2 separate regions of the Homo sapiens genome follow, and region 1 is linked to region 2. Evidence: read pairs that join two places in POLR2A ChIA-PET (ENCODE). Cell type or tissue: endothelial cell of umbilical vein. All regions are shown on one strand. Links, peaks and the distances in the headings refer to the core of each region. The heading gives the core; the rest is flanking DNA. Region 1 holds the start of LOC124902220 (a long non-coding RNA gene). Region 2 holds the start of AOPEP-AS1 (AOPEP antisense RNA 1).

Region 1 (12,551 bases), core at 2,171-10,170, 150 kb after region 2:
AAATTTTGAATATACGGTTCTCCTGCTTTTAAGCATAAAAGCAGTCTTGTTGTTGCTAAGTTATGATCACCACCATATTTTTCAAAATTTGTGCCCAGGACCATTTGGTCTTATGGTACTCAGGCTTGCCACTCTAAAAATACAGAGTTAAGCATGTTTAAATCACTTCAAATATCGCAAAAAGCAGCAAACACACAGCCTACCTGCTTGGGCATGCAAACTTGAAAAGAGAAGCTTTAGAGAATTGCCTGCAGGTCAACTCATTCTGTATTTGGCAGACTGATGTCAGGAAGGAGCTATAGAAAACAGAATCCTGTGCATGAAAAATACTCTGCCTTTGGTTCCCTCAGGCCAGAACTTGGAACTGCTAGCAAACATGCCTTAAAAAACTGCAATTCTCATGAAGTGCTAAAAACTCCCAAGTAAATAGGGCCCCTCAAACCCATGTACAAATAAGAAACATTTAATGAACAACTCTTTTTTCACCAACACCTCTACTACTTAAATTAAGGCCAGCAGACTCTTCAAAGGGACAAAAGAAGCCCCCCCCTCCATTAAGAAAAATTCTATATATAGACATCCAAGACAATTATATGATGCACGTAACCAAATATATATAATTATCCTAGTTCCTGCATTCCCATTATCTTCATAAACATAGGATAAAAATCAGTCTAAATGACTTTCTCAGACCTCCTCAAGGATTAAGGCAAGCCAGCCAGTCTTTAAAGTACATACATGTAGTAAAGATCAAAAGCAAATGTTCTGGTCAGTTCTTTTCTGCTCATGGTTTTACTAAGAATGTGTGCAGTTTTCAGGGAAAACACCACAAATGACAGCTGCTCAAAAGCATGGGAATTAATTGGCAGCAGGAATTTCCTTGACTAATAGGGAAAAACTTGAAGTCACATGTTTTGATGAGCTTATTTTTCCCATCCTTAGTCAAGCATATTCACTGCTAATGATTAAGATTTTAAAATGGAAATATAACCAAGTACATTCTCTATCTTTTCTCAGTGGAACACAGATACCCATTAATGACTGAACAATGGCATTAATTAATAGATTTTAGCTTAAATAAATACAGGGAACCAAACCAGGACACAACAGCAAAAGTGCATTTGTTAAAAAATAGTAGCACGTGACTCCTCCTCCAACCCCCACAGTAAGCCATCTGCTTTGAGCTGTTTTTCTAGCAGTAGGGATAGATTTACACTGATCCATCCACAGTCTATCTGACTCAGGGTCTCTCAAGTCATTGCCCTTGTGACCAGTGGTGAGAATGGACAAGACAGCTGGTCAGGATTAGGTGAGTAGCCTGTGGCCTTGGGACCAAGTCATGTTACTGTGCCCAGAGCCTGATGCTATAACCTTTGGCTCATTAGCATTATGCTGTCATCATCCAAGCTAACAGCCACTGATCAGCCATGATCCAACAGTCACCACTCAGGGGGCACTATGTATTCTCAATCCCAGCAACAATGTGAGCCTTTTCTTTTCAACACAGTCTGAACTGAGCCCATGACACTCAAAGGCTCGTGCATGAGGGAGTCTGCATTAAAATTGTCCCTCAAGGCAGCAATGAGATGTCCAAGCATGAGCAACCATAGCCCCTCCATTCTAATCAAATGACTGCTCTGACAGAGCTCAAGGAAAGCAAGACATAGTCAAAGAATTTCCAAAATGTATGTACCCCAAGTGCCACAATGGAACAACATACCTGGCCATCCCCAGACTTGGAAAGTTGGCAGGGACGATGAGAACATCCAGCCGAGAGAACGGGTGTGCTCCCAGAACAGAATGTGCTGCTGAGAGGCAAGGAGGGATCAGCCGCAGAAGGGTCTCTTGGCAGGCACCCGTGAGGCACACAGGGGCAAAGACCCGATGAGGAATGATCTCCTGGGTGGTGGCAGAAGCATTCTGGAAGCGGCAGGGGTATTCCATGTGACTGCAAACACCAACATGCCTGGGAATAACACAAAATAAATGGTAAAACATGTTTATTATTCTTGCTGTGGAGGTGAGGCAATCTTGCAGATGTAGACAACTTTTAGGAGACAGAGGTTCAGACAGACTCACAAGCAAAGACTGCTCATTTCAATTCTTGGCTTGACTGGCTCTGTGCAGCAGTGAAAATTTACAGGACAAAAACGTATTCATGTGTTTGAATCAATAGACTAGCTTCAATCTAAGATAAGAGAAAGCAGTAAAATCTTGTTTTAGAATAAACTTTGTTGTGGGGGGACCTCTAAAGACTCCAAACAATAAAACTTCTCACCAAAATACAAACAATTCCTGCCCTCGGTTAGATGTTTTCAAGTATCACCATATGAACAATCTCCAAATTAGAGACAATTCATAACTCAGAAAGGAAGGAGCAGTACACACAAATTAAAGATCCAATTCTGGGATTACCTAGAATAAAAGACTTGGACTGAGGGAGAACCATGAACCAAATGAAAGTTACAGGCTCAAACTCCTCGAAAGAACACAAACCATTTTACTGAATAGTAATCTAAATGTTCTTTACACAGCCCATCAAAAGCTGTTATTAAGGAATACAGAGGCACTTTTGATACAGTATTTTTCCCAACCCACTTTCAGAACAAATTTAACTGAGCCAGCCTTTTAAGGAAACAGATCAGACCCCAGCCTGCTTCATCCGACCACTGCCAGTTATTCCATCAAAGGCGGAACTGAAAGAGAATTCCTAGAACCTGACTCACAGGACTCAAGAGAACTTATCTACTCAAACCTACATCCAACAGTACTCCATTTTTTCACCTGCTAACATGTCTTTTATTCAAACACAATGAAAAACCCCTCTAATCATTATTTATTTCATTATTTTTTTTTTTTTTGAGATGGAATCTAGCTCTGTCTTCCAAGCTAGAGGGCAGTGGCATGATTTAAGCTCACTGCAACTTCCACCTCCCAGGTTCAAGTGATTCTCTTGACTCAGCCTCCTGAGTAGCTGGGATTACACGTGTGTGCCACCACGCCTGGCTAATTTTGTATTTTTAGTAGAGACGGGGTTTTACCATGTTGGCCAGGCTGGTCTCAAACTCCTGACCTCAAGTGATCCACCCGCCTCAGCCTCCAAAACAGCTAGGAGTACAGGCTTGAACCACCGCAACCGGCCTATTATTATTTAAGACAGGATTTCACTCTGTTGCCCAGGCTGGACTGCAGTGGCAGGGTCATAGCTCACTGTAGCCTCCAAGTCCTGGGCTCAAGCAATCCTCCTACCTCAGCCTCCTGAGTAGCTAGGACTACAGGCATGTTGCCATGCCACATCCAGCCTTTTTTTTTTTTTTTTAAGAGATGGGGTCTGGAGATGGGGTCTCACTTTGTAACCCAGAGTGGTCTCAAACTTCTGGCTTCAAATGATCCTCCTGCCTCAGCCTCCCAAAGGGCTGGAATCATAGGCATGAGCCACTGCACCCAGCCAATTATAACTACAGGTGCTCACTTGATTCACAGTGAATAATGAAAAATCTTAAGATGCTGGCATGTCCCAATATGGGCAGAATGCAACAATAATTCCTCTCCAAATGTAAGAAGTACCTTTCACTTACCCAAGGCCAGCGCTCAGGAGACCAATATGGCTAGGTACAGATAAGCCTCACCTTCTAGCAGCATGGTTCATAGAACACAGCTTCCAGCACTGAAGGCATTTCACCACAACGGAGAGTAAGAAAATGGATGGAGGCCCATAAAAACTTGTCAGAATAAGATGACATGAAGAATATAATTCTTGACATTTAATTCTGGCCAAAGTCCCTGGATTGATAACCTTGCTTTGTGGAGAGAGTGAGTCAAGGTGCCTGTTGGTGAACATTTAACTAAAAAGGCTGCAATGCCCACCTAATGACAAGTACTGTGCTTGTGCATGAATGTGGTCAAAGGTCTCGCAAAGTGAAAAAGGCCACTGATTAAATTAACCACCACAGTATCTTTTTCTCATGTATTTACACAGGTATATAATGTGCTACAGTAATTTCAGTTCATATAATCTCTATTGCAAAGCTTTCAGATCGTGTTAAACCACAGAGAAACTGGAGTGTGCAGGCATCTTCTGGACAAAGCTGAGGCATAAGCTTAAATTATATCTACCACAGCACAATTTTGCAAAAAGGTCATTCTAATGGTCTCTCTAAATATAACATGGGAAAAGATTATTTCCTGCTGCCAAGAACCCTAAAGTTAGAGAATACTGAGGTAGCCAAAGATACACCCAAAAGTGTTTGGCCGGATGAATTTCTGGTGATCGTATACAACCTAAACCTGATAGACAACATTCTGACTCCACGGTAAGTTCTCTCATATCCTTTTCCAATCAGGAACAAGGCAAGTTAGAATCTCTCTGGGCATAAAAGGCACTAGCTCAGATGATGAAGATGATTCTAGTTGTGTGAATTAGTACCATTGTAATCAAAGCCTGGGAAAAAATGCAGGACTTTAAGGCAATCAAGCTCTGACCAGGTGAGAAGGGTAAGGCTCCCATAGAAATGGACACAGAAATGGCATCAGGAAAGCCACTTCTGCGTTCCCACATAGGGATCAGGAAACCTGGGCTTCACTGTCTTCTCAGACTGGCTCACTTGTGACCAAGGCAGGCAACTCAGTATCTGGGGCTTCTTTTTCCCCATCTTTAACATAGTCTCACCAAAGTGGCTGCTGGAGGAGGTAAGGAATTGGTTAGAAAAGGATATGAGAGGCCAGACATGGTGGCTCATGCCTGTAATCCCAGCACTTTGGGAGGCTAAGGTAGGTGGATCACTTGAGGTCAGGAGTTTGAGACCAGCCTAGCCAACACGGTAAAACCCATCTCTACTAAAAATACAAAAAAATTAGCCGAGTGTGGTGGTGCATGCCTGTAATCCCAGCTACTTGGGAGACTGAGGCAGGAGAATCACTTGAACCTGGGAGGCAGAGTTGCAGTGAGCTAAGATCGCACCACTGCACTCCAGCCTGGGCAACAAAGCATGACTCTGTCTCAAAAAAAAAAAAAAAAAAGGTATGAGAGAATTTACTAACTTACTGTGGAGACTGAATGTTCTCTATCAGGTTTAGGCTGTATACAATCATCATAAACTCATCAAGCTGAACACTTAAGATCTGCACGTTTTGTTGTATGTTAATTATACTTAAAATATAAACAAATGAAAATCTTTTCTAAGGTTTCTTCTGGCACTATGATTCTATGATAACTCAGCACATAAGCCATTCTTCATAGAATCGCCTTGTTTCTGAAGAGGTCAGGGGATTCTGTACTTTTTTTTTTTTTTTTGAGACGGAGTCTTGCTCTATTGCCAGGCTGAAGTGCAGTGGTGCAATCTCGGCTCACTGCAACCTCCGACTCCCTGGTTCAAGCAATTCTCCTGCCCCAGCCTCCTGTAAGCTAGGATTACAGGCACACGTCACCACACCCAACTAATTTTTGTATTTTTAGTAGAGACGGGGTTTCACCATGTTGGTCAGGATGGTCTCGATCTCCCGACCTCGTGATCCGCCCGCCTTGGCCTCCCAAATTGCTGGGATTAATGGCGTGAGCCACCGCGCCTGGCCAATTCTGTGCTTTTTACAAAGTAATAGTCTTCCATAGATTCAGCACCGACTCAAAGATGCTGTACTTCCTATCAAAGCAACTTTTCATATACTTTACAACTCTAAAGAAGACCTGTTCCCCACCAGATTCTTCTTTCAAATAATCAGTCTCAATGTGTTTTCTTCTTTGTAGTGCCCATTTTCCATGCCTTTAATCATTTTTGCTAAGTTCCTTTGGACTTTATCCAAGTTTCTGTGTCGTGTTTAAACTGTATGGCCCCCACAAAGGCCTCAAGAGGTTAAAGAAACATAACACAAAGATTCCCCTGTGGCTGAAGGTTATACTACAGCTGAATAAAATTAATAAACTTTCAACAGCTTATCTGAGAGCCTTATAATCAATGTATTTACTAAAATGCTCACCCAGAGTGGCTGGAGCATGTGTGAAAGTGGAGCTGGAAGAGGGAATGTTCTTACTATAATTTTACCCACATGAACACTGATCATAAAAGTTCAGTGACCAACACTTTGGCCAAATTTCTGGAACCCAGATGAGCACTTTAGGCAAATGAAAACCTGTGGTATAGCAGGCCCCTGTGAAAGTTGGATTTACATGAATTTGATTGGTGGTCTTAGGAAGGTTTGAAGTAGAACGGGTGCTGGGGAAGGCAAAAGGGACCAGATGTGAACATAACCAAAAACACCACTGTGACTGGCACTTCAGAGCACCTTTGCTGGCAAACTTTGCATGCAGTCAGACATGTAATGGATGAAAACAAAGCCACTTTCTGACAGCTAAAGACAGCACACATGAAGTGCACAGCCAGGGCAGAACTAAGCAAATGCAAGCTATGATTTTATCAGCAGCATATTCCTGAAGGACAAGCATATTGATAAAGGAAGGGAAAACTCAGTCACAGTTTATTGGACATGGAAGGGGGCATGGGAGGAACCCCATTCACCAGTCCTCACAGTTCCATGGAAAGACGCGCTTCCCTAGAGTGGCACCCGGACCTCTCCCCAGCTTACCTGACTGGCTGGGCCATTCCAGGCTTTCTCTTTTGAATCTGCTTGCACACAGAGGGTGCACTTTGGGCCTGCCCCTGCCATGTGTCAGGTGGACTCTACATCTGTGTTATAGAGGACAGCAGCAGTCCAGCTGGGCTGGTAACTGGGTGGGTAAATTTGTCTCATTTGGAAATGGAGTCTCAGAAACCCCACTGAGACCATGCACCTGAGTATTCCTTCAGTCCAGCTTCTGTCAATAATAAAACCTTTATTTTTATCTCCTCTGTCTGTTCCTCAACTGGTGAATTTAGGAGGACAAGAGAGGAGTTGTACTTGCTTCTTCCCCTAAAGCCCGACAGGAATTTTAGACATCATCTCTTCCCAGAATCTTCATTTGATTTAACCATTTCTTCCTCCTTTCAGAATAGTGGATGCAAGAAAACTGAGAAGCCATTTAAGTTGCTTCTGAGCAGGAAGGAGAGAGCACAGAGTCAGTGGCTGCTGCCCACTCCTCAACCCCACATCTCTTTGGAATATGGCTAGAAAGGCAAAATAACAAATGTCTGTCTTTGCCTTCCCCTAGCCTTCCAAAGGCACACATTTTCCAACTGCACAGCTCCTCTAACAATCAATCAATGCTGAGGCCTTAGATGAAAAAGAGAAGAGTACTTCTTCACCATCAAGAATTTGAGAACCCATGGACAAAGCCTTCATTCTACAGATAAGGAAAGTGTGGCTTTGTCCAAAGAGGTATATCCAACCACCAAGAATGGCACTTTCAGGCTCAAAGGCATTGCTCTCAACTTCTGTTTTCTGTTCCAACACAACACACTCCAGTCAATAATGGTGGCTCAAATCATGGCAGTGACTCTCCAGATGGGAAGGTGGATCAGACTCCAGGTGAGGCATTAATGTTACATACAGTTTTTTAAAGTCTCCAGGTAAGATTCTGACTCACCTCTCTCTGGGGTCAGGCCTGGATATAAATCCAGGTATTGCTACTTAGTAGGGACATTAATGTTAACAAGTTGCTGAGCTTCAATATCCTTATCTATAAAATGGGAATAATAATCTATCCAATCTGTTTTGCAGGCTTATCCTTAGGACTAAATGAGATTATATTTAGATCAAGACTTAGTTTCTGACTTGGAACAACTAATGGCTACTGTATCAATTCAGGATAGGCTAGGATATGCTGCAGTAACAAACAACCCTGGTGTTTCAGTGGCTTAACACAAAACAGTGTGCTTCTTGCTAATACCAAGTCCACTGTAGATCTAAGTGACTCTCCAGACCACCTGTCATCCTCACTCAGAAATTCAGACCACCTGAAATTACAAAACAAAGCCTCCTCTGTTTTGTAGGCTCTGTTTTGTACTGCAGGAAAGAGAGCACAGGAGGATCTCACATGCAATTAAAGTTCCCACATGAAACTAGAATATGTCACTTCTGCCCACAATTCCCTTCTTCCCTCAAGAATACAGAAGTAAAATCTAATACGCAATCTAGGATGTTCATATAGCTCAGGAAAGACAGTCCAAAATAGGCAAGCTACTGAACAGGAAGTGGAAATTACCTCCCTTCTGCCAAAAAAGGAAAAATGCAGGCAATAATACATGCCCATCAGAAGAGAGAGAACATAGCTTCATCTCTGAAAGATGAAGACCAACTGCCACAGTTACTGTGGTACTAGTAAAAGCAGCATGACAAAATAAAACCAACACAAAAGGAATCTGCATTAGGAGTATACCTTAGCTGGTTTTCAAGGAGTAACTAATCATCTCTACCATTACCCTGGGCTTTCTCCACCAGAAGGTACTGACTTAGTGACTGTCTGTCAATAGGAAAAATGACACAATTGAGCCGGGTATAAAATCCTGGGAGTGCAGCATGATGCATGTGCTGTGCACCTTCTCAGCGTCCCCCTTCTCCCTCTTTTGGCTCTCAAAGCTAGAAACCATTGAACATCTAGACAGGCTGCCAGTAAATATCCAATGGCCTATAGTAATTTTTTAAAGCCTCAAAATGATTTTATCTGGTTCATACTTCAAAAAAGAAAGAAATCACTACTGATGTTAACAAAGCCCTGACCAAGCAGGATTCCCTTAACCCAAGGGCTTTGCATCAGTTTCCTTGTGTCCTGTGCTCCTAAAGCGGCGACTAGCCCCACTGAGGGAGATGCTGTCCCTACAGTGCACCGCTAACAGCAGTTGGTACAACCAAAACAGCAGAGTAGCATAGAAAGTAATCCATCAGAAGCTATGTTTTTGACCACATAAGCACTGAAAACCAAACTTAAAAGGTATGGGAGGAGAGGAGGCATTGAATCTGAGGATTCCTTGAATTTAGCCAAACACATATAAATATTTCAGCAGACTTCACATGATTTCATATATACTTACCTTCTTCTCTCTTTCTGCATAAATAATAGGCTCACATCTCTTCTTCTCAACTCGCTTTCCTTTCTTTTTTCCTTTTTTTTTTTTTCCAAGACAGAGTCTTGCTCTGTCGCCAGGCTGGAGTGCGGTGGCGCAATCTTGGCTCACTGCAACCTCTACCTCCCAGGTTCAAGCAATTCTCCTGCCTCAGCCTCCCAAGTAGCTGGGATTACAGGCATCCGCCACCATGCCCAGCTAATTTCTGTATTTTTAGTAGAGATGGGGTTTCACCATGTTGGCCAGGCTGGCCTCAACTCCTGACCTCGTGATCGACCCGCCTCAGCCTCCCAAAGTGCTGGGATTACAGGCCTGAGCCACCACGCCCAGCCTCTCTTTCCTTTCTTCTTTGTTTTGTTTTGTTTTGTTTTGTTTTTTGTTTTGAGACAGAGTCTTACTCTGTCACCAGGGTGGAGTGCAGTGGCGCAATCTCAGCTCACCGCAACCTCTGCCTCCCGGGTTCAAGCCATTCTCCTGCCTCAGCCTCCCGAGTCGCTGGGACGCCCGGCTAATTTTTTTGTATTTTTAGTAGAGACGGGGGTTTCACCATGTTGGTCAGGATGGTCTCAGTCTCTTGACCTCGTGATCCACCCGCCTCGGCCTCCCAAAGTGTTGGGATTACAGGCGTGAGCCACTGCGCCTAGCCCTCTCTTTCCTTTCTAATAGGGCTTTTCCTGCTTTGATTAATCCTATTTTGGTTTAGTTTCTCAGCAGGAATGACTCACATTCCCAGTGCTTGGAAGAAATGCATCATACCGCTCCCTCAAGTGTTTTTTTTTTTTTCCTTCCCAGCAAGTCCCCAAACACAAACCTGAAGTTGGCCTCAGAAGGTGAGAAGGGTCTCTCTGTTGCCAAATCATTTGATGACCATGTCTCCATCTTCATTTCTGTCCAGCATCCCACTGCAATTGTGAAGGTGGAGGCTGGCATTGGCATAGTTACATAGTAATACCAGCTTGAGCACTCTGTAAACAGGAAGAGAAAAACCATAATGAGGCCAATATATGATCCTGGGCTCTGCTGTATAATTTCTTCTCGAGGCACTTGAAGAGCTTTTGTGATAAGCTGGTAAGAGCCAACTCTTGGAGGTCGGTCACGTCAGCAGAAAGGGCACATTTCAGGGCTCAGGGAAAGCACAGGAGGGATGATGGCTTCAAGGCAACCAGGAAGGTCTGGGTCTCTTCCACGGATCAGTTTGAAGCCCTTCACGTGAGGGTGGTAGTGCAGGGGGTCCCTCACAGCTGTAAACACAGAAGGCCACAGGCTGTATGCTCCTACAGAGACAGAATACGTCTCATTCATCCAACACAGTATTTAGCATTAAAAAAAATGCTCAATTGATACCTGTTGAATGAGTGAAAGAGTGAGCAAAGCAGTGATTGCTTTGTGCTGTAACTATCTTGTCCAAATTCAATTCAAGGCAATATAAAATGAATATAGTAGAAAACACATGAGACTAGGGAAGGGAGACACTTGGGTTTTCATCCCAACTCTGAAATTAATTAGCTGTGGGAGTTCAGGTCTTACCCTTAGTCCCTGTTATCTGTTTAGCTGGTCTTCCACTCCTTGCTGAGCAGATGAAAAGCACGTGTAGAGGTTTAACGGAGCCAAGGACTCCTAACTAGTTTGTAACAGGACCAGGATTAGAGCTGGGGCTCCCCATTCCAGTTGAGGGTGTACTCTCCACTTGGTCCAAACCTTAGAGGCTTTTTATCAAAGGAATGAATGGCTGATAATTTGTAACACTATACTCCCCTCATTTCTGAGATGTAAAAATAATTTTCATGTTTCTGAAATCTGAATGTGTCATACAACCTGATTTAACAATGGTATATTTTCCGAGCATCTGCTATACATTAATCGTGTGTCTTAAGCAGAATTTATATCATCTTTTTTTTTAACTTTTATTTTAGGTTCAGGTGCAAGTTTGTATAACAAACTTGGATAAACTGCATCATGAGGCAGGGTAGGGGTAGGTTTAGTGTATAGATTATTTTGTTACCCAGGTAATAAGCATAGTACCCGATAGGTAGTTTTTCTTTTTTGAGACAGGGTCGCGCTCTGTTGCCCAGGTTGGAATGCAGTGGCGTGATCACAGTTCACTGCAGCTCAACCTCTTGTATACCCAATATCCAATGTCTCAAGTGATTCTCCCACCTCACCTTCCAAAGTAGCTGGGACTACAGGTATGTGCCACCACACACAGCTTACATTTTTTTTTTTTTTGAGAGACAGGTTCTCACTATGTTGCTCAGGCTAGTCTTGAACTCCTGGGCTCAAGCAGTCCTCCCACCTTGGCCTCCTGAAGTGCTGGAATTACAGGCTTGAGCTACTGTGCCCAGCCTGATAGGTAGTTTTTCTGTCCTCACCCTCCTCCCACCCTCCACCCTCAAGCAGGCCCTGGTGTCTGTTGTTCCCTTCTTTGTATCCATGTGTACTCAGTGTTCACCTCCCACTTATAAGTAAGAACATGCAGTATTTGGTTTTCTGATGCTGTGTTAGTTCACTTAGGATAATGACCTCCAGCCCCATCCATGTTGCTGCAAAGGACATTATCTCATTCTTTTTTATGACTGCATAGTATTCTATGGTATATATGTGCTACATTTTCTTTATTCAGTCTAACATCGATGGGCATTTAAGTTGATTCAATGTCTTTGCTATGGGATATCACTTTATATTATGGAACACATTTCTCCACTCCTCATGTTCCCATAGGGAGGAACTTCTGTTAGCGTAAATCTCTCTTTCAGTCCCTTCACAAACTCCTTTACAGGAGCTATTATTCCTTCTCTTGCTTTAAGTTTTAGAGGGTTAAACACATTTGACATCCAATCACTGACCAAATTGGCCTGTGGTTGTCCAATTTGGTCGGTGATTGGATGTCAAATTCAGAGCTGAAATATTAACATGCCCCTACTGGCCAGCAGACCTAACATGACATTTTTTAAAGTGCTTTACCACTAAAAACCAATAATAGAGATTAGATTTTGATCTCCACGTGCATGGTTCCTTTGTCTATCTCAAAACAAATTCTGAACTCAGGAAGGTAGGACTTAGTAAAAAATAAATAATATTTCGGTGAGATTCAAGTCTGGAAGCCATGAAGAGAGTTACTTGAAAGAGAGAGACAAAAGATGTGCTCAGAACTGCTGGAAACCCACCAGAGCCAGCCATTCTCTCCAACTTGCCTGGAAGCTGCACCCTGCTTCTGGAACCAGAAGGGCCACTCTTGAGATCCCTCTCTTTGTAGCTAAGAAGTTGAAGGTAGGCCGGGAGTGGTGGCTGTAATTCCAGCACTTTGGGAGGCAGAGGCAGGCGGATCACTTGAGGTCAGGAGTTCGAGACCAGCCTGGGCAATATGGTGAAACCCCATCTCTACTAAAAACACAAAAATTAGCCAGGTGTGATGGCACGTGCCTGTAATCCCAGCTACTCGGGAGGCTGAGGCAGGAGAATAGCTTGAACCTGGGAGGCAGAGGTTGCAGTGAGCCGAGATCGCACAATTGCACTCCAGCCTGGGTGAGACTCGGTCTCCAACAAAAAGAACAAGTTGGC
Region 2 (12,551 bases), core at 2,179-10,178:
CAATGAAATCCAAGAACAGGCAAAACTGACCTATGGGGATAGAGATCAGAATAATGGTCACCTTGGGAGGGAGTGTTGACAGACAGCAGAGAAACAGGAAGGTTTCTGAGATGCTGGGACTGTTCTATAGATTGATCTGAATGTACTTTCATGGGGATAAATCATAAAAATCCTTTGAGCCATCTAGCAAAGACTTGTGCACTTTAATGTATCTATGTTATGTTTCATTTAAAAACTTAAGCGATGCACGTACATGAAACAGCATACACTTGCGAGCAGGAAAGGCCATCAGTCTAGAAAAGGGGCTTTGCCACTCATGTGCCACTGGCACACGACTAGGATGAACTAAGCCCTATGCACCTGAGGACCAATGCAAAATTTTTTTTAAAATGACAGTGTGAGAGGCAGGAAGGGCTGTGGCAAATCCAACTGGTCGGTCTACTCCCATTCTCATTTGCCTTCTTCCTTGCCACTTGTATGACTGAATCTGAAAAGCTAATGCTCATTTTCTAAGTGTCTCTTGCAGCTGTGGCACTTAGTCCAGGCCAAAATGAAAAAAGCAGATGTCTGCTGTGATTCCATGCTGGGTGGGGTTCTGGGAAAGCTTTTGCTTTCCTTATAAAGGGGGAAAATGTGACTGCTACCGCACCTCTTCCCCACAAGCCTGGTGGATGGAGCAGTGATGGCCATCTTGCAACCATGAGGCAGCAAACCAGGATTCTGTGGAGAGCAGAATGGACTGAAGGAAGGCAAACAGCCTTTACTATCATCATGCTGCTCCTGGCCAGCCTGGGGATGCCTGCCTTCTGACTTTGTATTGTGTGTGAAAGATAACTACCATTTGTTTAAGTCAACCATTGCTTTATTGCTGCAATAATTGTAGCCAGATTCGTTTCTAACTGGACTAGTACTAACAGCTAACGTTTCCTGGTTATCCTCTGTGCCAGGTACTCAGCCAAGCTCTTCTTATTATGCATCACACCCTCTTCCCTCATAAGATCCTGATGAGGCCACATCCTGTTTATGCCCATTTAAAAGTTAAAGAAAGTGAGTCCTAGAGAAGACCACAAAACTGGTTAGTGGCAGAGTCGAGGTTAAGAACCCAGGTCCACAGAACACCAAAGTCCTTGCTACACTCTGGGGCCCCCCCAAGATCCAGGTCCCCATCTTGGCTGTGCCAAGTACTAAGTGGAGAACCTTAGAGGAATTGCTTACCCTCCCTGAAGCTCAGCTTCCTCACCTGTAAAGTCTGCAGTGAGGCTCAGGTCATGTGGAAGCATTCCATAAAAGCAAAAGTGTTCAGTATCTCTTAGACATTACACTCTGGTGTTTATTTCTTTGGCTGGAATACATGGAATGTGAGAGATCAAGTTACCAAGGTCATCTGAGCTCAAATGCCCTTGGTTTCTGTTGTACTTGGCACCAAATGCAACAACTGAGATTGACGTGCCCTTTCCCTTCCCCACGCCTTCCTTTTCCACCACAACCACAGAGGCAATGTGGATATTTAAAGAGTGGGCAGGTGGCAGTGATATTTGATACATAATGATTTGATTTCGAATCGGGCCTCCTGAAGAAAGGTCCAATCCTGCAGGATAACCCCAAGGGTGGGATTTGAGAAAATGCCTCTGAACTGTCCTCTGGCATGTCAGCTGGGTCTGAATACCCACCTGCTGCTCTGCCCCCACCCAGGCGGGCCCTCCAGCAGCACTCTTCCTCTCACACTCCCAGCAGTCAGCATGAGAGCCACAAGAGATTCTTCAACTATAAACCTGCTGCTGCCACGCCTGAGCCAGGGACTAAGCATCCCAGAAATGAGACAGAAGGGAATTAATGATCATTTCAACATCTCAGTGTTTCTGTTAGTCGCAGCTGCCCCACCAGGTTTGACAGCTTTGAGAGCAGGACCTCACTCACCCTGCAACAATGGAGGAAGTGAAATCTGACCCTTGTGTAGAGACTGGCCAACAGTGCCCATCTGAGCCCCAGATGCACAGGTGAGACCTGCAGGGGAAGGAGCATGACCACTGGGTGAGGGCTTGGACCCAAGTCTCTCCACTGCCATGTGATCTTGAACATAAGCCCCATGCAGTCCGGCTCCCTCATCTGTGAAAAGGTGACAGTAAGAGTCACTGGGGCAGCTCCCAGAGCTGAGTGGCACCAGAGCACTCAGCCAGAGCTCCTCCTGGCATTCAGTAGCTCAATGTAAATGTGGCTATTATCTGCGTTCTGTGTTCCGACTATGTTCTGACTGAGCCTCCAGTAGCATCAACTAAACCTTCCTCTGACAGGCAAAGACATTAAGAAGACATGGCACCATAGTTACGCATGTGAGATGCTGTCATGGGGGAAAGCTGGGGGAGGGGACACAGGAACTCACTCTACTACTACAGTAATTTCTTGGGAGTCTAAACCTATTCCAAAATGAAAAGGTTTTAATGACACCACACACAAATGTAGCCTATACTCTCCCTTGGTGAGACTGCTGATTTTGAATGCAAACCCTTTAAGGGCTGGTCTTTAAGCTTGCTCCTTGACTCATCATCATCAGAAAATAAATAAAAGAAACAACAAATTTCAAGAGCCACATAAAGTCCTACTAAGCTAGGTCTGGGCATCTTCCTTACACACTCATCCCCTTGGTCTACACCGCTCCACGAAGACACCTCTGGGTAAAAAATGAAGGCAGAATGATGAAAGCACAGGAATTCTCTATCCACTGTTTGTTTTCGGTGACAATTTTCCTATCTATAAACTGTGAATAATGAACATTTGCCACTGACTAGCATTTGCAGTGCTACCAAAAGGTTGTGAATAAACCTTTAACTAATAAATTTGTATTGTATCAACACCGCTGGTATTTGGCAGGTGTGACTGTCTGTATGCTTTTCAAAATGGATTTAACAGCTACCCAGCAGGAAGGGCTTCCCCACTGGGACCATCAGCCTGCAGCAGACACAGAAAGATATTCCTCTGGTGTTGAAAAAGGCAATTGCTAAGATGATTTAAGACAGAAGGAGGATCCCTCTGAGGAGCCACGGGAAAATAAACAAGGTTTATTCTGTCCTCCTGAGAGTGAAAGGACCCAGTGGTGGGTACCCATAAGAAGTCTCAGCGTCCCGGGTCGGCTGCTAAAGAAGGTGATAAGGAGAAACTCTGTAGTTAGCAGAACTGTGGAAAATGCAAACAAACTCCACACATTTTAATAATCAGGGTGGGAAAATGAAAGATGAAACTCAGAAAAGCAATGAGTATCAACACAAAACCAAAATGTCCTCAGGTCTTGATTGCCCATGTATCAGAAATTCCTCTGAGAAGCAAAACACCACATGGAGAAAAAATAAGAAACCAATCAATGCAATGGTCTGAGTGCTATATTGTCCCATTCAACACAGCAAGCGATGATCTAGACACATTCTCAAAAGAGACAGAGAAAAACGGAGAGCCAAGACACCCATGTGACTGCACAGGCAGTTTCTGCTAAGGGTGGTTTTCAGAGAACACAGACAATAGTTGAACGGGATGCTGGAGAAAGGAAAAACCCACGCTACATAAAGAGAGCTGGGAGGCTGTAAAATGACTGCCAAGAAGGCAAAACTTCAGGATGGGCTAGTGGAGAAGGCCCAGGACAACAAAAAGGGCTTTGGAGGTGAAGTTGGGAGCATAAGGAAGACCAGGTGCCAAGAGGTGGCAGAAAGAACAGAATGACTCAACTCCCATTTTGATTCAACTTTCCTGCCAAGGAGAATGATTTTCAAGCTACTCATGGTAGAATAAGCCCTGCTATGTGGGAACTGCTGCTTGGTACTGGTAGACAGGGCTCCTTCACCCTTTAAAGGAGTTCCCATTCCAAGTCCAGGTGAGGGACAGGCTATAGCTCTGAAAGCTTCCACCTGTGATATGTGATCACAGATCTCTGCGGGGAGGATCAATTCACACAGACAATGAGAAAGAAGCTGAAGGAGGTAGACAGCTATTCCGATTTGCAAAGATAAGAGATGGGGGGCGGGGCAAAATTTGTGATGACGTTATTGAACAGTTTGTGAGCACTTAAAAGAGAAAATGATGAACTACAAGAGTTAGAATGGGATCCTGAGGGCCAATTCCAGAAATTCAGTGGGGCATCTTGACTTCTGCAAGGCAGCTAGTAGAATGGATGTGGTGGAGAGCATGCAACGGTGAGCATATGGTAGTTGTTTCACGGCTTTATACAAGGCTAAAAAACAGAGCCCCAAGGGTGTTGATTAATTATTTGCTATAACCTGGATGGAGATCCTTAGGTCTGTGCCTAAGGAATGGTGATTTACTGGCTTAACAGATTTGCCTATGAGCTATAGTTGGGAGTCTACCTGGTTGACTGACAGCATCCACAGTCAAGAACAGCAACCGCAGGCTGAACTGAGGGTCCAATGAATAAGAAGAAAATATCTAATAGAGAGAAAGAGTTTTTAAAAAATTAACTGTTTGCCTATGAAAAATATTTAGTATATTTAATTTTCTGTAAACTCAACATGTAGCAGGAGGTGACTGCTGTGGCTTCCAACATAGTAAGCACAAGGGTGGGCTGGATCAACAGGAGGAATGCAAATGTAATGGGAATCCCACTGGGGGAGGTGATGTGGAGAGGAGCAGTTAGGAGCTGGGCTCTGGGGTCAGATGCGCCTCTGCTTTCACCCCAGTGCTGCTGCTTACTCGCTGTGCAGATAAGGCTGACTGCTTAATATCTCCATGCACCTGCTTCCTCCTCTATCAAATGGGGAGGAAAATGGTACTATGGTACCAGCACTTCTCTCACAAGGCCATTTTGGGATCAAATGAGATAATGTATATAGAATGCTTAGGACAGTGTTTGGCATATTAAAAGCACTCAAAGAATGTTATTAAGGAGGAAAAATGCATGGGACTTGGAATGGTAGAACTGCCATGACAAGGTGTATTATACTGAATGTAAAAATGAAATATGGGGCTGGGTGCAGGGGCCCAAGCCTGTAATCTCAGCATTTCAGGAGGCCAAGGCAGAGGATCCCTTGAGGCCAGGAGCTCGAGACCAGCCTGGGCAACAAAGCGAGATGTGGTAGTGCTCGCCTGTAGTCCCAGCTACTCAGGAGGCTGAGGTGGGTGGATCACTGAGCCCAGGAGTTCAAGGCTGCAGTGAACTTTGATTGCGCCACTGCATTCTAGCCTGGGCGACAGAGAAAGACCCATCTCTTAAAAGAATAACAAAAGGCCGGGTGCGGTGGATCACGCCTGTAATCCCAGCACTTTGGGAGGCCGAGGCGGGTGGATCACGAGGTCAGGTGATTGAGACCATCCTGGCTAACACAGTGAAACCCCGTCTCTAATAAAAATACAAAAAAAAAAATTAGCCGGGCGTGGTGGCAGGCGCCTGTAGTCCCAGCTACTCGGGAGGCTGAGGCAGGAGAATGGCGTGAACCCAGGAGGCGGAGCTTGCAGTGAGCCGAGATCGCGCCACTGCACTCCAGCCTGGGCGACAGAGCGAGACTCTATCTCGAAAAAAAAAAAAAAGAATAACAAAAAAGAAACATGGTATATATATATATCTGAGTGAATCCCACTGGATGAACACTTGTCCTTCCTTTCTGGATGATCCAGATCCAGGGGTGCAATAACAGTTCCACTCCATGCTTCATGGGTGGCGCCTCAAAGCAGGCTGTGTTCAGTTCAGTTGTCACATTTGGAGAAGACCACTGTCAACAAAGAGAACAACCAAGGACCAAGCCCAAGAAAGCGAACGTTCTCCCAGGCATGCGGTATATATGCTAAATTCACCCAAAAAAGTGACCTATTGGTCAGGAAAAGAAAGAAGAGCCTTCAGATACGTAGATTGTTTTGGTGGGAGCAAGGCGCATTCTGTGCAATTCTGGAGATAAGAGCTAAGAGGACTGCGCAGATGTTACAGGAGGCAGATTCCAGCCAAATCTGAGAAGGGCCATTCTAAGGATCAGGCTCTTCCTACAGGAAATCTGCTGTTTGTTAGTGCAATGAGACCTGGATCCTGGAACTGCTCAGGTAGAAGCTGAGCACAGGAAATCTGCTGTTTGCTAGTGCAATGAGACCTGGATCCTGGAACTGCTCAGGTAGAAGCTGAGTGGCCATCTGTCAGGCACAGGGAAGGTTAGGCAAAATCACTTTTAAGGTCCTTTCTGACTCTAATATCTACAATTTTAAGAGACTGTACAGCCCGGAATATATTTAAGCTAAAGCATGTGAAGGAAAACATTATTCATCCATTCAGTAGAGTCAAGAGGTTTGCTACATAGCTTTGGCCTTGCTAAATCAGCATCAAGTGTGGTTTTCATTTCAAAAAAACTAAACTAAATGAATTATTTAGAGGAAGCTTAACTGAATTGTATTAAATATATATTGCGAGATAGAATTAACTTTTTGAGTATAGGATCCAGGCAGTACAAGGCCTTGACTGTACTTTTCACAGTGTTCTGTTTGGGGCGGGGTAGAGCTGTGCAATGTGCTGAGACAGGTCTCCTCATAAGCTGGGTTCATCTATCAGGGTTAAGGTGATCATAGTGACTCAGCCATAACTCAGGCTGCTGGTGTGCCATACACATTCAGAACACAGGAATACAGAGAACCTGAAAATTACTGGAAGCAAAAGTAGAAAGAATAAAAATGGAAAACTTTTTCTGTATTGCATTAAAAAAAAAATCACGACTTCTTCTGGAAAGAGGCAAATGAGACAAACATTGGCTTCATTTTACAAGAGGAGGCTCGAAGCCCGTTTTGAACACCAACAGCATGTGCAGTGCTGTGTGCTGAGGTAATGGGAAGGATCGCCTCATCTGATGACTCAACGAGGAGCAGATGGCCCGTGGGAGCTGGAGAAGGACTTTTCCCTCCTCAGTGGAGGACAGCACGGCCCTAGGCATGGGGGCGGCAGCGGCAGGGGTGGAGGGCTTGCCTGGTTTTCAGCCCAGTACATACCAGGATGCACAAGAGGACGAGTCCTCAGCAGAGGAGCTCTCTTCTCAGCCTTGCCAGCAACAGTGTGCTCTTTGGGTCTTCTATTTCACATGCAGTGCATCTAACAGTAAGTGTGAGACCATTCACCATAGCATTGTTTATGAAAGCAAAAAACTAGAAATGACCATGATGACGCCCAATGGTTAACAAATGTTTGATGGTTAGTAACGGAACATTCATATCTGGGAATACTCACAGCAGTTAAAAAAAAACAAATAATTCACTGTGTTGATGACAGAACACTAGCCAGGATTCTATTATTAAGAGGACAATGGGAGGTATAGCATGGCATGGATAAAACACACAATCTTGTGTGTATACACTTGTGCTTGAGGGATGCTTTCTTGGGAGTGAATTATCATTCCACGGGGTTGTTATATCACAGACCCTATGGAGATGTCTTCCATCCATCCAACGCTGGAAATGGCCCCGTGGGTCTCATCCAAACCTCGGAGGTCACCAGTCGCCTCCTGCCCTAATTTCTTTTTCCATGTCTCCTCCAGATGATTGTTGATCAACCCCACCAGGCTACAGGGGTATTATGAGACAGTAGAGAACATTAAATGATTTCCATCAATCTCTCTCTTTTTTAAAAAATTGAGATGTAATTCACATATAGTGGTTTTTAGTGTACTCATAAGGTTGTGCAACCTTATGAGTTGCACATAAGTTGATGATGTGCAATAAACTTTAGAATGTAATCAACTTTAGAACATGTTAATCACCCTAAAAAGAAACCAAATACACACTGGCAGTCACTCCCCAATCTCCTTCCCACCTCCACCCAGGCCCTGACCATTAATCTACTTCTTACTTTGGGAGATCAAGGTGGGAGGATTGTTTGAGCCTGGTAGGTTAAGGCTGCAGTGAGCCATGATCGTGCCATGGCACTCCAGCCTCGGGGACAGAGTAAGACCCTGTCTCAAAATAAAAAAATAAAAATAAAAAATCTACTTTTTGTCTCTATGGATTTGCCTATTGTGGACAGTTCACATAAATCACATGATACAGTATGTGGCCTTTTGTGTCCAGCTTTTTCCGCTGAGCATAATGTTTTCAAGGTTCACCCTTGCTGCAGCAAGTATCAGTACTCCGTTCCTTTTTATGGCTGATTAATATTCCACTGTATGGATATAACACATTTTGATTATCCATTCATCTGTTGATGGACATTTGGGTTGTTTCCATTTTGGGCTATGATGAATAATACTGTTATGAACATTTGCATATGATTTCTTCATTTCTTTTGGTTATTTAGCTAGGAATGGAATTGCAGGGTTATATGGTCACTCTATGCTTAAGCTTTTGAGGAACCACCAGGCTGTTTTCCACAGCAGCTGCACCATTTTACCAACAGTGAACAAGGGTTCCAATTTTTCCAAGTCCTCACTGATTTTTATTATCTGTCTTTTTCATTGTAGCCATCCTAGTAGGTATGAAGTGGTATCTCACTGTGGTTTTGATTTGTATTTCCTGATAGCCAATAATGTTGAGTATCTTATGTGCTCATTGGCCATCTGCATATTTTCTTTGGAGAAATGTCAACTTAGATTGACCTGTTTTTTTTTTTTTTTTTTTTTTTTTTTTGAGATGGAGTCTCACTCTGTTGCCCAGGCTGGAGTGCAGTGGTACAATCTCAGCTCACTGCAACCTCTGCCCCTCGGGTTCAAGTGATTCTCCTGCCTCAGCCTCCCGAGTAGCTGGGATTACAGGTGCGTGCCACCACACCCTGCTAATTGTTTGTATGTTTAGCAGAGATGGGGTTTCACCATGTTGGCCAGGCTGGTCTTGAATTGCTGACCTCAAGTGATCTGCCCGCCTCAGCGTCCCAAAGTGCTGGGATTACAGGCATGAGCCACTGTGCCCAGCCAGATTGATCCTTTTTTTTTCTTTTTTCTTTTTTTTTTTTATTTGAGATGGAGTCCCACTCTGTCGCCTAGGCTGGAGTGCAGGGGCACGATCTCAGCTCACTGCAACCTCCATCTCCCAGATTCAAGCAATTCTCCTGCCTCAGCCTCCTGAGTAGCTGGGATTACAGGTGCATGTCACCACACCTGGATAATTTTTGTGTTTTCAGTAGAGACGGGGTTTCACCATGTTGGCCAGGCTGGTCTTGAACTCCTGACCTTAAGTGATCTGCCCACCTCAGCCTCCCAAAGTGCTGGGATTACAGGCGTGAGCCACCATGCCCGGTCCAGACTGACCATTTTTTAATTGGGTCATTTGTCTTTATTGTTGAGTTGTAAGTGTTCTTTATATATTCTGAATACAAGTCCCTTAACAGATATATGATTTGCAAATATTACCTCCCATTCTGTAGGTTGTCTTTTTATTTTCTTGATGGAGTCCTCTGTCGCACAAAAGTTTTTAATTTTGATGCAGTCCAATTTACTGATTCTTTTTCCCTTCAGTTGCTTATGCTTTCAGTGTCTAGTATGTAAGAAACTATTGCCTAATGCAAGATCATGAAGATTTACATCTACATTTTTTCTGTTTGTTGTATAATTTTAGCTTTTATATTTGGGTTTTTGATCCGTTTTGAATCAGTACCTTATTATCTTTGATGCTACTGTAAATGATTTTTTTTTTTTTTTTTTTTTTTGAGACAGACTCTCACTGTGTCCCCTAGGCTGGAGTGCAATGGCACAACCTCAACTCACTGCAACCTCTGCCTCCCGGGTTCAAGCGATGTAAATGAATTTTTCCTAATTTAACTTTCAGATTATTCTTAGCTAGTGTATGGAAATACAGCTAACTTTTGTATGTTGATCCTATATCTCGAAACTTTACTGAACTTGTTTATTAGCTCTAATTATTTTTTTGGAGGATTACTTAGGATTTACTCCACATAAGATTATGTCTACAAATGGAGACAGTTTTACTTCTTCCTTTCCAATCTGGATGCCTTGTAGTTCACTTTTTTGCCTAACTGCCCTGGCTATAACCTCCAGTACAATGTTGAATAGTACAGTCCCTGTTTCTTATTCCTTCTGTCCTCAACCATTGACTTGAAAGGGGCAAGAACTCCTGTAAAGCAGATTTGTAACATCTAGCAGGATGTTCTTCTTTCGTGTCTTTGTGGCAGGTCCAGCAGAATACCCATATAGTTTTTGTCATCCATTCTAGATCAAAACTGTTGGCCAAAACACAAACTAAATGGTAGGAAAAAGGGGCACAGGAAGTAAGCAAATACTCTGTGGAACAAAGTGAATTTGGCGTTACATGAGAAAGCACTCACTGGATGAGAGTTTTTCTGAATGGGAAACTAACGCTCATTAGCTGAACATGTAATGTACATAGTGATTCTTCCTACTGGCTGAGTGCATAAGATATCCTTAGGATGGGCAAAATAAGAGTGAATTATTATGGACTGGCATATGTACATGAATAATTTTGTACGAAATATTTTATAGTCAAATAGCATTATAATGAATCAGTGCTACACGGAGCAGCAATATGGAAGTATGCATGTATACTTACAAAATTTACTTTCCCAAGATTCACAAGAAAACAGTAGCAGTAATTATCTTTGGGTAAGGGACTACAGTGGTAGTAAATGGAATTTTATACTTTTCTAAACTGCTTGAATTTTCTTACTATGTGCTTTGAAAAAAATTAACCAAAGTTAACTAACCAGTGATTATGAAATGTCTTGCTTTTTCATGTTTTTCTATATAAAGAAAAAGGACCCTACTAGATGTTATTGCAAAAATGAAACACCAAGTACTGTAAATATGTAATTAGGGGTCTATGGAGAATTCTCTCCCCCTTAGAAAGACCTGAGTGCTGACTAACCAGGAAATGGTCTGGAAAAATAAAGAGGGAAGGTTATTTGAGTTCAATTATTCAGGACATGTCTGTCATCTTTGCTGTTTAAAAGAGCTGAGAGCTGAGGGTGTCCCTCTAACAGGAAACAAACTGAGTGGGCAGCTCAGGCTGGTGGAGCTGACCTTTGAAACAGGAAAGGGCAGAGTCCATTTCTGGCTAGCTGAGAGCTCTAAAGTTTTTCAGAAAATGCTGGCATAGGTATAGCATCCTCCCATCAAGAACAGGTAGAAACACTCTTCACAGGTCGCTTGTTAGTGTATGTGGTTCAAATAAAAACACTAGACAGACAGGAGTGGGTAGGGGAATCCCACGTGCCTGAGGGATAGAGGGGTGTAGGGCAGGAATTCTAAGACATACAGTTGAGACCTTAGGAGAGGCACAGGCCAATGATCAGGTAGGAACTCTCGGAAGCCATAAAGGCAAGAACTTTTTTCCACTCTGGACAGTGGTGAGATTTTGAACAGAGGCCAGAGGAGCTTTACAGAGAAGAGCCAGAGGGGACCCAAGGGTTGCCCTTCAGAGGGGCTGGACTAGATGTAGGTTCCAGAAGGGTAGTCTTAGAAGTGCTGCTCATTCAATTCTTACCTCTAGCGATTTGCTTGAGCATCTCTGTTGAACTTTCAGACTCTTTCCTTTTATGCCTGTGCTCTACATTTGTAACCAGGCATTCTTGCACTTTTTTTTTTAACATTCTCTTAATTAGTAAAATTAACTTGTTGAACATTCCAGCCAATTATACTTGTCAGGAAGGGAGGGAGGTGTTTCCATGTTCTGGTTGGTCAAGAGACAGGAGCAGATGCCTTGTGTGGTCCCCAGGGAAGGGTGGCAGCAGGGAAAGGGAAGGGCCCAGCTCCAGAGCCATGCGGACATGAGGGGACGAGCCAGGCTGAGGAAATCAGAATAAGCCAGGAGGGGCAGTGGGGGCTGTGTCCCTGTGCCCTCTGCCACTTGTTGGACAAACCTTTTCCAAGTGCCAGAGGACATAGATGATAGCATCAAACGTGTTAAGTATTTACCTGAACTGTAGGAAATTGCCAATATTCATTCTATTTTATTTTATTTTATTATTTATTTATTTATTTATTGAGATGGAGTCTCACTTTGCTGTCCAGGCTGGAGTGCAGTCTGAGCTCACTTCAGCCTCTGCCTCTCAGGTTCAAGAAATTCTCGTGCCTCAGCCTTCTGAGTAGCTAGGATTATAGGCATGCCACCATGCCAGGCTAATTTTTATATTTAGTGGAGATGGGGTTTCACCATGTTGGCCAGGCTGATCTCGAACTCCTGACCTCAAGTGATCTGCCCGCCTCGGCCTCTCAAAGTGCTGAGATTACAGGCATGAGCCACCGCACCTGGCCCTGACAATATTCATTTTAGATCCACCAAAACAGCAATTGCCTGTGATTCAACTTAACATACATGTTCTAAATGGATTGCATGTATTCATTGTATTTATTCCTCACATCCACCTATAAGGTAGAAACTATTGTGTTAATCATCCCTGTTTTACAGCTAAGGGGACTAAAGCTAAGTGTGGTTGAGTAACTCTCTCAAGGCCACACAGCAAATGTGTGTAAAGCTTGAGTATCCTTTATCCAAAATATTTGGAACCAGAAGTGTTTCAGACTTCCGATATTTTTGGATTTTGGAATATCTACATACAAATGAAATATCTTGGGGATGGGACCCAAGTCAAAATACAAATTTATTTATGTTTCATATATAGT

What was found. Peaks named below come from ENCODE experiments on the same cell type or tissue, not always from the same donor. Only the 100,000 strongest peaks of a DNase experiment are listed, where the experiment ranks them.
Region 1: POLR2A ChIA-PET joins it to region 2 with 10 read pairs; 5 of 35 experiments call an interaction of 5 or more read pairs at or near these places.

What each region holds. Positions count from the first base shown.
Region 1 is chr9:94,790,172-94,802,722 of GRCh38, reverse strand. AOPEP (aminopeptidase O (putative)) reads right to left here. Exons shown (of 17, transcript NM_001193329.3): 4 at 9,805-9,958; 5 at 1,721-1,966. It overlaps LOC124902220 (a long non-coding RNA gene), which reads right to left and starts at 2,409. Exons shown (of 2, transcript XR_007061676.1): 1 at 2,279-2,409; 2 at 1,967-2,188. In endothelial cell of umbilical vein, for the core only: no CTCF peak of the experiment used is centred there; DNase peaks (open chromatin) are centred at 2,682, 5,792 and 9,752; H3K27ac peaks cover 1,880 bases.
Region 2 is chr9:94,939,955-94,952,505 of GRCh38, reverse strand. The region is part of intron 7 of AOPEP (aminopeptidase O (putative)); the gene reads right to left. AOPEP-AS1 (AOPEP antisense RNA 1) reads left to right here and starts at 6,952. Exons shown (of 2, transcript NR_147614.1): 1 at 6,952-7,066. RefSeq lists a silencer at 1,894-2,072. In endothelial cell of umbilical vein, for the core only: no CTCF peak of the experiment used is centred there; a DNase peak (open chromatin) is centred at 6,815.